Linked DNA regions of Homo sapiens: region 2 is linked to region 1. The links are chromatin loops, found by intact Hi-C in ENCODE. Cell type or tissue: CD14-positive monocyte. All regions are shown on one strand.

Region 1 (8,000 bases):
AGAACCACCTGCCTTGCACATGCAAGTCAAGAGGAAAGGAAACCTGAAAATACACTTGCAAGGATGTTTTAAATACTTTCTAAGTTTAGAAAAACCGAAAGAATAAAGCACTTCCATTACTCCCTCATTCATTTTCTTCTTTCTAGATTTTCTCACTGGGAATTTCTGGAGCAGAGTTTCTAAGATGACCTCTCCTATCTGGAGTCCCTTTGGCTGGTGCCCTGAGCCCACCCTCCATCAGCCCACGGGTCCCCCAATTTCCTACTTACCCAATGTCCTGTGTTTTCCCTGACGCCAGTGTTGGAGGAGGAGGAAGAGGAGGAGGGAGAGAAGCAGGATGGAGACCACCAAGACCCCGATCAGTACCTCCCAGTGCCTTCTCAGACCTTGGGCGTGATGACATCAGGAATGGGGATGATGTCATTGATGTGCACACCTACTGTGTGTGCACCTACTGTGTGTGCTGGGTCTTTCTTTCATTACCTCCAACCCTCACAGCAGTTGTGCAACCTGAGATTGCCACCCTCTCTCCACCCATTTCACAGATGCACAAACTGAGGCTCAGAGAGGGGAATCGCCTGCCCCAGACCCCTCCAGCCAGGAAGCGGCAGAGCTGGGAAGGAAACCCGGGAGTCTGAGCTGCAGCCCTTGTTCCTGCACCAGAGCCAAGCCCCAGAGTTGCAGGGAAAGAGCCTGACTGTCTTGAACCACCGCCCTGCTCCCCTCCCCTGCCCCAGGTCACCGTCTCTGCTGCAGGTGGGACCGGACAGGCCCCTGCGGAATCGGGTCTGGGAGGTTCCCTGGGAGGCCTCCTCTCCCAGGAGGGCACAGCTGGGAGTCAGAGCTGAAAGGAACTTTCCCACCCGCAGGCCTCTCTCCTTTACACTTGGAGAAACTGAGGCCCATGCAGGGGAGGGGCCTGTCCACATCACCACCTCCAGAGGAGCCTTAACCTAGGACAGAACCCACCCTTGGCTCCCCTAGACCCTGCCCACCTCCCACTCAGAGCCCCTCACTCACCACTGTGGGGGACTGACCCTGTAGGCATGAGGGGCTGGTCCTCAGGGCCTGCTGGGTTAGAACAGGGATGTGAGGGCTGGGGCTGCCCTGCTCCCCACATCAGCTCGGCTTCTCCCCGCAACATCTCCTTCAGCCTTGACCCCCTCACCCCTCACCAGCCCAGCCTCAGGGCCTTGGGAGCCTGTGGTGCCTCCCAAGTCGCTGCCCGACTCCCACACCCGTGGAAGCAAGCCCAGCTGAGAATTGGAACGAGGACTTAGATCCACTGAGCATGTCTTGAGACAGGCCTCGGGCTTTGGAAACTCTCTGGACAGAGGCCTCTGAGACTCACCAGCTGTTGAGACGGACCTTGTGGGTGAGGGCCTGGGACCCTCCAAGGATCCTGGGTAGAAGGACAAGAGGAGGGTGAGAGTCTGGGGTTGCCCTTGGGTCTCCACATCAAATTGAACCTCTCCCTATATCTGCCCTGCAGCTTCCCAAGGACCATTTCTCTGTCCACCTGGCACCTTCTGGACCCTAGGTGAGGGAGAAGAGCATGGGCATGCCTGGGAGGGCCCCTGTTGTCCTCCTCCCCTCTGAGGGCTGAGTCCCCCACTGGCTGAGCCCCTCTCCCTCCATCCCTGCCCAGAGCTCTCCTGGCAGCAGGGCATGAACGGAGCCACTGAGCTCAGAGAGGACAGGGTCAGGAGCCTCACCTGAGACTATGAGCTCCAGGGGGTCACTGGGGTGTGACAGCAGGTAGTGGGAGAAGCCGTGTGAGCTGAAGCACCTGTAGGTCCCCCCGTGCACTGAGGTCACAGGACTCATGGGGAATTCAGCCTGGTGCTGCTGAGCTCCGTGCTCTGATCTCAGATGCAGTAGGGGATGGGCTGCCCGCTCCTTGATCAGAAGAAAAGTGTCCATTGGGCTCCGTGACTGACACAGCAGGGTCACGCTCTTTCCTGAGGTCACAAGAGGACTCGGCAGGGCTGAAAGGGTGGGTTTACTGTAGGCTCCTAGGAGAGAAGGAGGCACCGTGTTAAATGGGGCTCCCACCTCCCACATCATCCCCAGGGCTGGGCTGTGAGAGGGAGATGCCCCTGAGAGCTGACCCCCTTCCTGAGGGCAGAGCCTGGGGCTGGGACCCCTGAGTGTCCTCTCACCTGTCATCACCAGCTCCAGGGGGTCACTGGGCTGTGACCAGCCTACAGGGCTGCGATAGTAACAGCGGTATCTCCCTGCATAGTCCTCTGTCATGGATGGGATGGAGAATCTGGCCTTGTTCTTGGGCTCCAGTGGGTTCTGTCTGTCCCAGGGTGCTGGGCTTTCCTCTTTATCCAGACGGTACTCCCGAGCCTCCAGGGTCCCCTGACACCAGATGGTCACAGAGTTCCCCCAGCTGATCACAGAGCCTGGCTCAGCCCAGAGGGTGGGTTTGGGGAGGGGCCCTGGAAGAAAATCAGAGGCTGGATCCCAAGACCTTCCTCAGCCCTCAGATCCCAGCTCTCAGCCCCAGGACCCCCCCGTCATCCTCATCAGTCACCCAGAACTGCTGTCTCCTCCCCCAGCTGCCCATGGGTGGCCCCTTGTCCCAGTGAGGAGGAGGGACCTGGGACAGCTGGGGACAGACTCACCTGCCTGCATGTGGGTCCTGGGGCCCAGACTCAGCCCTGGAAGAGAGTTCCCTGTGAGGGATTTGCCCCGGAAGCCTGAGCAGGTCCTCTCTTTACCCTGAGATTTTTTTTTTTTTTTTTTTTTGAGACGGAGTCTCGCTGTCACCCAGGCTGGAGTGCGGTGGTGCGATCTTGGCTCACTGCAAGCTCCGCCTCCCGGGTTCACGCCATTCTCCTGCCTCAGCCTCCCGAGTGGCTGGGACCACAGGCGCCTGCAACCACCCCCGGCTAATTTTTTGTATTTTTAGTAGAGACAGGGTTTCACCGTGTTAGCCAGGATGGTCTCGATCTCCTGACCTCGTGATCCGCCCGCCTCGGCCTCCCAAAGTGCTGGGATTACAGGCGTGAGCCACCGCGCCCGGCTACCCTGAGATTTTTGAGTCTCCTAAAGAACCAGGGCCTGGCTGTGAGGCAAATTTCCTCCAAGACTCGGGTCTCCCCTCCCCCTCTTTAAATCTCACCGAGGCAGAGCAGAGCCGTGAAGGTGGGGATCATGGCGTCTCCTCCCAGGGGCCCCAGCTGTGCAGATGGATGAGTCCTCAGTGCCGGCAGGACAAAGAGACACACAGGGTGTGGCCGCTTGGAGGCTGGGTCCTTCTCGTCATGGGGTTGTTCCATCAGCAGCCCACAGGAAGGGAAACTGCCCTCATTTGAACCCCAGCCTGGCTTTCATTTCCCCAGAGCTAGGGCTGAGGCAGGCACCAGGTTCTCTGCAGACATTTCAGACAGAAATGGGGTCTCTCTGATCCCAGCCTGCTGTCTGCCTGGTCTTAATTCCTCTCTTGACCAAACATCAACCCGTATGTATCGTGTGTTTGCAAAGCGCCTGACACTGGGGGTACATCATTGAACAAGTGAAAAAAAAAAAAAACCAAAAACCTGCATTTTCAGGGTACAGATGAACCATAAAGCTTCCTTTTGCTGCCATAACAAATCACCACAAGCTTAGTGGCTTCACATAATGTAGGTTTATTGACTTACCGTCCCGGAGGTCACAAGTCCAAAATGGGTCTCCCTGGGCTAAAATGAAGCTGCTATCAGAGCCGTGTCCTCCTGGAGGCTCCAAGGAGAATCTGTTCCCTCGCCTGTTCAAGCCTCTGCAGGCTCCCGCATTCCTGCCTCTCCATTCCCTCCAACCTCAAAGCCACCAGTCCCGTTATCTGCCCCCTGCTTCCATGCACTCACCTCCTTCTCTCACTCTGACCCTCCTGTCTTCCTCTTTCACTTACTCAGCCCCTTGTGATTACATCAGGCCCACCTGGGTAATCTCCCCAACCCAAGATCCTTGACTTAATCACATCTGCAAAGTCCCTTTTGCCACATAAGCTTCCCCAACTCACAGGGTCTGGGCCTCAGGAGGTGGACATCTCTGGGAGGTCACTATTCTGCCTCCCACAGGCCTTCAGGGACTCCTTTAACCAAATCTCACATAGAGCACTTCTCTGCGATGACGGAGAGTGGCTGGGCACGCCAGTCGAATGCTTGGTGGGCCAGTACGCAGCCAGGTCATGGTCGGCTACTCATGTCCCATGGGACCTGCCCACTTGAGGCCAAACATTCCATCTCCACCAGAGCCCGGTAGACATCTAAAAACTGTGTCGCAAAACAAAACTCATTCTCTGCAGCGCTAGCACGATGTAGCTCCAAAATATATATATATATTTTTTCTTTTCTGAGATGCAGTCTCACTCTGTCGCCCAGGCTAGAGTGCTGTGGTGTGATCTCAGCTCACTGCAACCTCCGCCTCCTGGGTTCAGGAGACTCTCCTGCTTTAGCCTCCTGTGTAGCTGGGATTACAGGCACCCGCCACCACTCACAGCTAATTTTTGTATTTTTAATAGAGATGGGGTTTCACCATGTTGGCCAGGCCGGTCTCGAACTCCTGACCTCTGGTGATCCGCCCATCTCAGCCTCTCAAAGTTGCTGGGGTTACAGGCATGAGCCACCACGCCCAGCCAAGCATAGATTTTAAATGTTTTCACAGATGTTAGTATGCGGAGTGATGGACATGTTAACTGTCTTGATTCCATCATTCCACAGTGTATACATTTATAACACATTGTACCCCATAAATATATATAGTTGGTGAATTAAATATTTAGTAAAATTATTTTGAAAAGGAAAAAAGCCATAAATACATAACAAGCAAGCAAAAAGGCCAGATAGCTTCAACCCTTAGATCACTGCCTGTGTAAAACACTTCAGGTGGCCAGCTCTCAATAATCATCCATTTGAGTGGGCACGTCCTGCAATGATCTGGAATTGTAGTCTGTCCTAGATGGTGACTAACCATTTTCTGTCTCTGTTCTTCTTAAAAGGATGAGAGGACCTTCTAACTTTAGAACTGAAACATAGGGTGGGAGGGGAAAGAGGAAGCAGAAAAAACAAACCCCAAATTAATTGTATCTAACGGTCAGGAAGGCAAAGAAGGAGAGGCTTGCAGGAGGCTGAAAGTCAAAGTGCCGGGAAACGCATGAACACCACTGCCCTCAGGTTTCCAAGCACCTGCTTTTAGTACCTCATTCCGTATCCTTTTGGGTCACTCTCAGAATCACGGGACAGTATCTCATTTCGAGGATTTCCATGTGTCTCTCCACATTTGTGTGTAAGGACCTTATTGGAAGCTATTTCAGCCAAAGCTTGATGCGTCTGACAGTGGCTGGGGAAAAAGAAACTCCCAGAAATGGGGGCTAGAAAGCCATACACATATTGGCGAGTATCTCCTGTTTTGGCGGGAAGTTCTGGATGATGGTCTGCACATTATCAGAGATCCTGGTGTGGACCTGTCCATATTACCTGCTGTAGTGGTGTCCGCAATGCATGCTGATTTCAGGAATTCCTCTCCTTCTCTCTTTCATAAGGGAACCCTATTCCCTTAAACTTGGTTCCCAAATCAGTTACCTGCGCTCATATCCTTGTCTTAAGTCCTGCTTTCAGAGTAACCTGTGCTAGGCAAGGACTGGGAAATGCCAGGAGGTTTTTCGATGTCATCACCCCTTTTCTAACCGCTCAACATGCCTTGCCTTTACCAGTCCTGGACTTCTTGTATTTTGCTTCTTTTTTTTTTTTTTTTTTGTGACAGGGTGACACTCTGTCATCCAGGCTGGAGTGCAGTGGTGCAATCTTGGCTTACTGCAACCTCGGCCTCCTGGGTTCAAACAATTCTCCTAACTCAGCCTCCCGAGTAGCTGAGAGCTGAGATTACAGGCAGCTGCCACCACACCCGGCTAACTTTTGTATTTTTAGTAGAGATGGGGTTTCACCATGTTGGCCAGGCTGGTTTCGAACTCCTGACCTCAGGTGATCTGCCCGCCTTGGCCTCCCAAAGTGCTGGGATTACAGGCGTGAGCCACCGCGCCCGGCCTCATTTTGCTTTTGTATTCGTGCACTCACCACTCAGTAAATCTTATCCATCCTCACTTAAGAAACATTTAAACATGTCAACCTGTGGCCATCCCAGGACACAAGAGATAAAGGCGAGCAAAGCAGATATACTGGATTCACAGTAACCCAGACTTCATTTCAAATTACCTCCCCTCCTAGAAAATCTAGCATCCTAGCAAAAATTAAGTTGATAAAATCACTACGCAAAAAGTTTAGAGATAGGACCAGTCCCGGGAAGGAAAGATTTAACGCAATAGGACAGGATAAAAGAAATACCCACTGGGTCCTGCACTCACCACCTGGGTGCAATAGTTCCATGTAGCAAACCTGAGCATGTATCCTCGTATCTAAAATAAAAGTTGAAGTTCAAAAAATAAAGAAGAAAAACAGAAAGCAATTGAGATGGAGGGTGGTGAAGAAGCTGAAGGAGAGGTCAGATGGTGATGATGAATTGGTATTATCTGAATGAAGGGATGCCTGGAGGTGGAGAGAGAAGCATTGCAGGAGGTCCTGGTCATAGGTATTCAAACGGGTGGATCCTAAAGCCTTACAAGAAGTAAAAAGACCACAAGAGTCGTTCATTCATTTCCAAGTATATTTCACTCTAGAGTCAAGCTTTTGTGAGATACTGAAAACAGGACCTAGTTGGAATGAATCATAAATTTCCATCTTAACTTGGGGTCACGGGTGTTCTGTGATTCATAAGAACCCATGTTTCATTGTTTCGTTTTCTTTTTTTTTATTATTATACTTCAAGTTCTGGGATACATGTGCAGAACGTGCAGGTTTGTTACATAGGTATACACGTGCCATGGTATTTTGCTGCACCCATCAACCTGTTGTCTATATTAGGTATTTCTTCTAATGCTATCCCTCCCCCAGCCCCCCAGCCCGTGACAGGTGCCGGTGTGTGATTTTCCCCTCTTCGTGTCCATGTGTTCTCATTGCTCAACTCCCACCTATGAGTGAGGACACGTGATGTTTGGTTTTCTGTTCTCGTGTTAGTTTGCAGAGAATGATGGTTTTCAGCTTCATCTGTGTCCCTGCAAAGGACATGAACTCATCCTTTTTTGTGGCTGCATAGTATTCCATGGTGTATATGTGCCACATTTTCTTTATCCAGTCTATCATTGATGGGCATTTGGGTTGGCGTATTTGATTTTATCCAGGGTTCTACAGATGCCAAGGAAGGGGTGCAGCTCTACTTAAGTTTACCTCTTGGTCTCTCCTTGGGACCTCCTCTGACTGTGCCATGCCTGAAACACCAACCCCTCTGTCACCACCAGGATCAATTGCAACTGCTCCATGCACATGAGACTACTGCATAGTCTGGGAGCAGTTGGCCTGGGGACAGTGGGATTGGAAGACCATGGAGGGTAGGAGAGCTCGCAGTCCACACAGCAGCCAGAAGGGAGGATATTTCAACATTCTCAAATCAATAGATATGATATCTCATGTCAACAGAAGGAAGAACAAAAAACATATAATCATGGGCAGGCGCGGTGGTTCATGCCTGCAATCCCAGCACTTTGGGAGATTGAGATGGGTGGATCACTTGAGGTCAGGAGATCGAGATCAGCCTGGCCAACATGATGAAACCCCATCTCTCTCAAAAATGCAAAATATTAACTGGGTGTGGTGGTGTGCACCGGTAGTCCAGCTACTCGGGAGGCTGAGACAGGAGAATCTCTTGAACCCAGGAGGTGGAAGTTGCAGTGAGCCAAGATCGCGCCACTGCACTCCTGCCTGGGTGAAGGAGAGACCCTCTGTCTAAAAAAAAAAAAAAAAATTATATGATCATCACAATAGATGTTAAAAAAACATTTGACAAAATTCAACATCCCTTCATCATTAAAACTATCAACAAATTAGGCCTAGAAGAAACACACCTCAACAAAAAATCCCCAGATAATTCCATTAACAAGTATGCAAAGCATCTGAATA
Region 2 (8,000 bases), 240 kb before region 1:
AACATGCAGAAACCCTGTCTCTACTAAAAATTCAAAATTAGCCGGGTGTGGTGGCACATGCCTGTAGTCCCAACTACTCGGGAGGCTGAGGCAGGAGAATTGCTTGAACCTGGAAGGTGAAGGTTGCAGTGAGCCGAGATGGTGCCATTGTACTCCAGCCTGGGCAACAAGAGTGAAACTCCATCTCAAAAAAAAAAAAAAAAAAGAAAAGAAAACCAAATACCACATGTTCTCACTTATAAGTGAGAGCGCTAAACATTGGGTAAGGAGGGGAGCAAGGCTTGAAAATCTACCTATTTGGTGACTAGATCATTAATGCAAGCCTCAGCATCATGCAATATACTCATAAAAAACCTGCACATGTATCTGCTGAATCTAAAAAGATAAAAATAGGGGTTTTGACGTTGGCTTCTCTGTGTACAGTATACATATGCTTGGATAAGTTAATTGGTTTCATCAGAATGGAATGATAACACTATCTTCTTCAAAGATAGTGTTATAATGTTTCAATAAAATAAAAGTGAAAAGAAAAGCTTTTCATTTAAAGAACTTAATAAGAAAAGAAACATTTCTTTTCTTTTTCTTTTTCTTTCTTTTTTTTTTTTTTTTTTGAGACAGAGTCTTGCTCTGTTGCCCAGGCTGTGGTGCAGTGGTGTGATCTCAGCTCACTGCAACCTCTGCCTTGTGGGTTCAAGCAATTCTCCTGCCTCAGCCACCTGAGTAGCTGGGACTACAGACACCCAACACCACGCCCAGCTCATTTTTGTACTTTTAGTAGAGACCGGTTTTTACCACGTTGGCCAGGATGGTCTCCAACTCCTCACCTCAAGTGAATCTTCCTGCCTCGGCCTCTCAAAGTGCTGGGATTACAGGTGTGAGCCACCACACCCAGCCAAGAAACATTTCTTTTAAGTAAGTAACTAACTCTCCACTTAATAAAAAAAAATTCTATGCAGAAGTTGTTAAGATCTACAGTAAGAAAAAAGAAATTCATGCATTTTATATATACACACATATATACATATATACCTTTTATATATATACACATATATACATTTATACATATATGTATACATATATACATATATGTGTATATATACTGCATAGTACCGTACATGTATATATACACATGCATATATACACATACATGTATATGCGTATATATACACATATATGTATATATACACACATGCATACATGCATATATATGTATACACACATGTATGCGTGTATACATACATATATGTATATACATACATGTATCCGTGTATACATACATATATGTATATACATACATGTATGCGTGTATACATACATGTATGCGTGTATACATACATATACATATATGTATATACATACATGTATATATACATGTATGTATATATGCATATATGTATATACATACATGTATATATACATGTATGTATACATATACGTATATGTGTATATATGTATATACATATATATATACATGTAAGGTACTATGTAGTTTTCAGCATCCACTGGGGCCTTGGAATATATCCTGGTGGATACATGTGACTACTGTACAAGACTAGTTGTATCTTCTTGAGGCAAACAAATGTGCTAATTCTTTTTTTTTTCTCTTTAAGACGGAATCTCACTCTGTCCCTCAAGCTGGGGTGCAGTGGTGCAATCTCAGCTCACTGCAACCTTCACCTCCTGGGTTCAAGCAATTCTCCTGTTCTAGCCTCCCAAGTAGCTGGGATTACAGGCGTGTGCCACCACACTCGACTAATTTTTGTATTTTTAGTAGAGACAGGGTTTCCCCATGTTGGCCAGGCTAGTCTCGAACTCTTGACCTCAAGTGATCAGCCCACTTTAGCCTCCCAAAGTGCTGGGATTACAGGCGTGAGCCACCACACCCAGCCCGCCTCCTTCTTATTTACTGAAGATTCAGTACTCGGTGCTGGCGTTTCCCCTTACACAGCTGTCATAACTCTGGGTGTTTTCTTTATCCTTCCCCCTACGGAGCGCTTGGATGCCCTCTATGGAGGAGACTTATGTAGGCTGGATCCTCAGACCTCAGCCACCCTCTCAGCCATAACATAGTTACCTTCACCAAAGAAATATAAGAATATTGTCTTTTATTATTTTGAGCTTTTAATTTTGACATAATTCCAGACTTGCAAAAATAGTTTAAAGAATTTCTGGCCAGGTGCAGTGGCTCACACCTGTAATCCCAGCACTTTGGGAGGCCGAGGTGGGTGGATTGCTTGAGACGAGCCTGGGGGAAAAAAAAATGCAAAAATTAGCCAGGTGTGGTGCTGTGCGCCTATAGTCCCAGCTACTTGGGAGGCTGAGGTGAGAGGGTCATCTGAGCCCAGGGAGGTAGAAGCTGCAGTGAGCCATGATCGTGCCACTGCACTCTAGCCTGGGTGACAGAGTGTTACCCTGTCTATAAAAAAAAAAAAAATCTGTAATTTCTTCATCCAGATTTCCCCAAAGTTAGCATTTTACCACATTTGCTTCATCATTCAGCCTCTCTCCCTCTCCCTCTCTCCCCGAAGAAAGTGTGTCTAATTTGCATATGATGCCCTAAACCTCTAATCACTTCAGGTTATATTTCCCAAAACCAAGGACATTCTGTTATTAATGTTCAAGGTCAAGAAATAGCACTGATATGACACTATTGTCTGATCTATCCACTTTATTCAAATTTCACCACTTGTTTTACCAGTGACATATATTTGGTTTAGGATTTAATCCAAGATTACACAATTTATTTAATTGTCATGTCTCTCTTATTTGGAGATGGAATCTTGCTCTGTAGCCCAGGCTGGAGTGCAATGGTGTGATCTCAGCTCACTGCAACCTCCGCCTCCTGGGTTCAAGCAATTCTCTTGCCTCAGCTTCCTGAGTAGCTGGGATTAGAGGCACCCACAACCACGCCCAGCTAATTTTTGTATTTCTAGTAGAGATGGGGTTTCGTCAAGTTGGCCAGGCTGGTTTTGAACTCCTGAACTCAACTGATCCACCTGCCTCAGCCTCCCAAAGTGCTGGGATTAGAGGCATGAGCCACCACGCCCAGCCTCCTTTAAAAAATAAAACTATAGACTTTATTCTGATTTCACCAGTTTTTCCACTAGCATCCTTTCTTCGCTCCAGGAGCTCCAGTGATCCGCCTGCCTCAGCCTCCCACCTGCCTCGGCCTCCCAAGGTATTGGGATTACAGGTGTGAGCCATCTGGATCTATTTAATTCAGCCTTAAGCCCACACCAGCATTCCTGGGACTGTCCCCCCTCTACAGACTCTAAGCCATGTTTGAGATGATGAATTTCAAGTCGTGATTCAATCACTTAAGTGGTAAGTGACACAGAGGATATTACTAATCTTTTTTTTTTTTTTTTTTTTTTTTGAGATGGACTCTCGCTCTGTCACCCATGCTGGAGTGCAGTGGCGCAATCTCGGCTCTCTGCAAGCTCTGCCTCCGGGGTTTATGCCATTCTCTTGCCTCAGCCTCCTGAGTGGCGCAATCTCGACTCACTGCAAGCTCTGCCTCCCGAGTTTATGCCATTCTCCTGCCTCAGCCTCCTGAGTAGCTAGGACTACAGGTGCCCACCACCACGTCCGGGTAATCTTTTTTTTTTTTTTTCAAAGTAGAGATGGGGTTTCACCATGTTAGCCAGGATGGTCTCCATCTCCTGACCTCGTGATCCGCCCTTCTCGGCCTCCCAAAGTGCTGGGATTACAGGCGTGAGCCACCGCACCCGGCCTTTTTTTGGTATTTAAAAATATAACTTTATTGAGATATAATTTACATGCCATACAATTACCCATTAAAAGTGCATAATTCAATGGTTTAAATTTTGTGGTATTCACGGAGTTGGTGCAACCGTCAACACAGTCTAATTTTAGAATGTTGTCATCACTGCCCTTCAGAACCCCATGCCGACCAGCTGCCCATCACCACGATCCCCTCACTCTCCCGGCCCTAGGCAACCACTCATCTTCTGTCTCTAAACACCAGAAGGTACTTTTCAAAAATTGTGGCAAAATACACATAACATACATTTTAATATTTAAGAAGTTTTCTAAGGCCAGGTGCAGTGGGTCATGCCTGTAATCCCAGCACTTTGGGAGGCCGAGGTGTGCGGATCACCAGGTCAGGTGATCCAGACTGTCAGGCCTCTGAGCCCAAGCTAAGCCATCATATCCCCCTGTGGCCTGTATGTACACATCCAGATGGCCGGTTCCTGCCTTAACTGATGACATTCCACCACGAAAGAAATGAAAATGGCCTGTTCTTGCCTTAAGTGATGACATTATCTTATGAAATTCCTTCTCCTGGCTCATCCCGGCTCAAAAGCTCCCCTACTGAGCACCTTGTGAACCCCACTCCTGCCCGCCAGAGAACAACCCCCTTTTGACTGTAATTTTCCTTTACCTACCCAAATCCTATAAAACGGCCGCACTCCTATCTCCCTTTGCTGACTCTCTTTCTGGACTCAGCCCGCCTGCACCCAGGTGAAATAAACAGCCTTGTTGCTCACACAAATCCTGTTTGGTGGTCTCTTCACACGGACGTGAGTGAAATTTGGTGCCATAACTCGAATCAGGGGATCTTCCTTAGGAGATCAATCCCCTGTCCTCCTGCTCTTTGCTCCATGAGAAAGATCCACCTACGACCTCTCGTCCTCAGACCAACCAGCCCAAGGAACATCTCACCAATTTTAAATCCAGTAAGCAGCCTCTTTTTACTCTCTTCTCCAACCTCTCTCACTATCCCTCAACCACTTTCTCCTTTCCACTCTTCAATCTCTCCCTTCTCTTAATTTCAGTTCCTTTCCTTTTCTGGTAGAGACAGGAGACGCGCTTTATTCGTGGACCCAAAACTCCAGCGCCGGTCATGGACTCGGGAAGGCAGCCTTCCCTTGGTGTTTAATCACGCGGGGACACCTCTCTGATTATTCACCCACGTTTCAGAGGTGTCTGACCACATGGGGATGCCTGCCTTGGTCCTTCACCCTTAGTGGCAAGTACTGCTTTTCTGGGGGGGCAAGAACCCCCAACTCCTTCTCTGTGTCTCTACCCCTTCTCTGCTTTTCTGGGGGGGCAAGAACCCCCCAACCCCTTCTCCTTCACCCTTAGTGGCAAGTACCGCTTTTCTAGGGGGCAAGAATCCCCCGATCCCTTATTTCTGTGCCCTGACGTCTTATCTCTGCACCCCGATCCCTTATTTCCACACCCCGACCTCTTGTCTCTGCACCCCAATCCCTTACTTCTGTGCCCTGACCCCTTTCCCGCTTTTCTGGAAGGTAAGAACCCCTGAACCCCTTCCCTCCATGTCTCTACTCTCTCTTTTCTCTGTGCTTGCCTCCTTCAGTATGGGCAACCTTCCACCCTCCATTCCTCCTTCTTCTCCCTTAGCCTGTGTTCTTAAAAACCTAAAACCTCTTCAACTCACACCTGACCTAAAACCTAAATGCCTTATTTTCTTCTGCAATGCTGCTTGACCCCAATACAAACTTGACAGTGGTTCCAAATAGCCAGAAAACGGCACTTTCAATTTTTCCATCCTACAAGATCTAAATAATTCTTGTTGTAAAATGGGCAAACGGTCTGAGGTGCCTGACATCCAGGCATTCTTTTACACATCGGTCCCTCCCTAGTCTCTATGCCCAGTGCAACTCGTCCCAAATCTTCCTTCTTTCCCTCCCGCCTGTCCCGTCAGTCCCAACCCCAAGCATCGCTGAGTCTTTCTAATCTTCCTTTTCTACAGACCCATCTGACATCTCCCCTCCTCGCCAGGCCGAGCTGGGTCCCAATTCTTCCTCAGCCTCCGCTCCTCCACCCTATAATCCTTTTATCACCTCCCCTCCTCACACCCGGTCCAGCTTACAGTTCCATTCCATGACTAGCCCTCCCCCAACTGCCCAGCAATTTCCTCTTAAAAAGGTGGCTGAAGCTAAAGGCATAGTCAAGGTTAATGCTCCTTTTTCTTTATCTGACCTCTCCCAAATCAGATAGTGTTTAGGCTCTTTTTCATCAAATTTAAAAACACAGCCCAGTTCATGGCTCATTTGGCAGCAACCCTGAGACGCTTTACAGCCCTAGACCCTAAGTCAAAAGGCCGTCTTATTCTCAATATACATTTTATTACCAAATCTGCTCCCAACATTAAATAAAGCTCCAAAAATTAAATTCTGTCCCTCAAACCCCACAACAAGACTTAATTAACCTCGCCTTCAAGGTGTACAGTAATAGAGTAGAGGCAGCCAAATAGCAACATATTTCTGAGTTGCAATTCCTTGCCTCCACTCCAGTATCCAGATGAGACAAACCCCAGCCACATCTCCAGCACACGAGAACTCCAAACGCCTGAACCGCAGCTGCCAGGGGTTCCTCCAGAACCTCTTCCCCCAGGAGCTTGCTACAAGTACTGGAAATCTGGCCACTGGGCCAAGGAATGTCCACAGCCTGGGATTCCTCCTAAGCCGCATCCCATCTGTGCGGGACCCCACTGAAAATCGGACTGTTCAACTCACCTGGCAGCCACTCCCAGAGCAGCTAGAACTCTGGCCCAAGGCTCTCTGACTCCTTCCCAGATCTTCTCGGCTTAGCAGCTGAAGACTGACACTGCCCGATCCCGATCGCCTCGGAAGCCTACAGGACCATCACAGACAGTCTAGGTAACTCTCACAGTGGAAGGTAAGCCCGTCCCCTTCTTAATCAATATGGAGGCTACCCACTCCACATTACCTTCTTTTCAAGGGCCTGTTTCTCTTGCCTCCATAACTGTTGTAGGTATTGACAGCTAGGCTTCTAAACCTCTTAAAACTCCCCAACTCTGGTGCCAACTTAGACAATACTCTTTCAAGCACTCCTTTTTAGTTATCCCCACCTGCCCAGTTCCCTTATTAGGCTGAGACACTTTAACTAAATTATCTGCTTCCCTGACTATTCCTGGACTACAGCTATATCTCATTGCTGCCCTTCTTCCCAATCCAAAGCCTCCTTTGTGTCCTCCTCTTGTATCCCCCCACCTTAACCCACAAGTATAGGATACCTCTACTCCCTCCTTGGTGACCAATCATGCACCCCTTACCATCTCATTAAAACCTAATCAACCTTACCCCGCTCAATGCCAATATCCCATCCCACAGCATGCTTTAAAAGGATTAAAGCCTGCTACAGCATGGCCTTTTAAAGCCTATAAACTCCCCTTACAATTCTCCCATTTTACCTGTCCTAAAACCAGACAAGGCTTACACATTAGTTCAGGATCTGCACCTTATCAACCAAATTGTTTTGCCTATCCACCCCGTAGTGCCAAACCCATATACTCTCCTATCCTCAATACCTGCCTCTACAACCCATTATTCTGTTCTGGATCTCAAACATGCTTTCTTTACTGTTCCTTTGCACCCTTCATCCCAGCCTCTCTTCGCTTTCACTTGGACTGACCCTGACACCGATCAAGCTCAGCAAATTACCTAGGCTGTACTGCTGCAAGGCTTCACAGACAGCCCCCATTACTTCAGTCAAGCCCAAATTTCTTCCTCCTCTGTTACCTATCTCGGCATAATTCTCATAAAAACACACGTGCTCTCCCTGCCAATCGTGTCCTAGTGATCTCTCAAACCCCAGCACCTTCTACAAAACAACAACTCCTTTCCTTCCTAGGCATGGTTAGCGTGGTCAGAACTCTTACACAAGAGCCAGGACCGCACCCTGTAGCCTTTCTGTCCAAACAACTTGATCTTACTGTTTTAGCCTAGCCCTCACGTCTGTGAGCAGCGGCTGCCGCTGCTTTAATAGTTTTAGAGGCCCTCAAAATCACAAACTATGCTCAACTCACTCTCTACAGTTCTCATAACTTCCAAAAATCTATTTTCTTCCTCACACCTGACGCATATACTTTCTGCTCCCCGGCTCCTTCAGCTGTACTCACTCTTTGTTGAGTCTCCCACAATTACCATTGTTACTGGCCCATACTTCAATCCGGCCTCCCACATTATTCCGGATACCACACCTGACCC

What was found. A loop is a pair of places that touch in the nucleus more often than their neighbours do. Peaks named below come from ENCODE experiments on the same cell type or tissue, not always from the same donor. Only the 100,000 strongest peaks of a DNase experiment are listed, where the experiment ranks them.
Region 2: it touches region 1 in a loop (3-fold over the local background); 7 of 110 quality-filtered maps call a loop at or near these places.

Annotation. Positions count from the first base shown.
Region 1 is chr19:54,658,201-54,666,200 of GRCh38, reverse strand. LILRB4 (leukocyte immunoglobulin like receptor B4) reads right to left here and starts at 3,216. Exons shown (of 12, transcript NM_001278426.4): 1 at 3,134-3,216; 2 at 2,634-2,669; 3 at 2,163-2,447; 4 at 1,716-2,015; 5 at 1,352-1,402; 6 at 1,021-1,071; 7 at 270-386. The coding sequence starts at 3,167. In CD14-positive monocyte, no CTCF peak of the experiment used is centred here; DNase peaks (open chromatin) are centred at 3,270, 3,920, 5,010, 5,690 and 1 weaker place; H3K4me3 peaks cover 4,671 bases; H3K27ac peaks cover 5,127 bases.
Region 2 is chr19:54,896,737-54,904,736 of GRCh38, reverse strand. It overlaps a transcript of NCR1 not described here. Among named protein-coding and RNA genes, the nearest start is that of NCR1, 5.4 kb to the left of the region's middle. In CD14-positive monocyte, no CTCF peak of the experiment used is centred here; DNase peaks (open chromatin) are centred at 2,446 and 3,466; H3K27ac peaks cover 1,061 bases.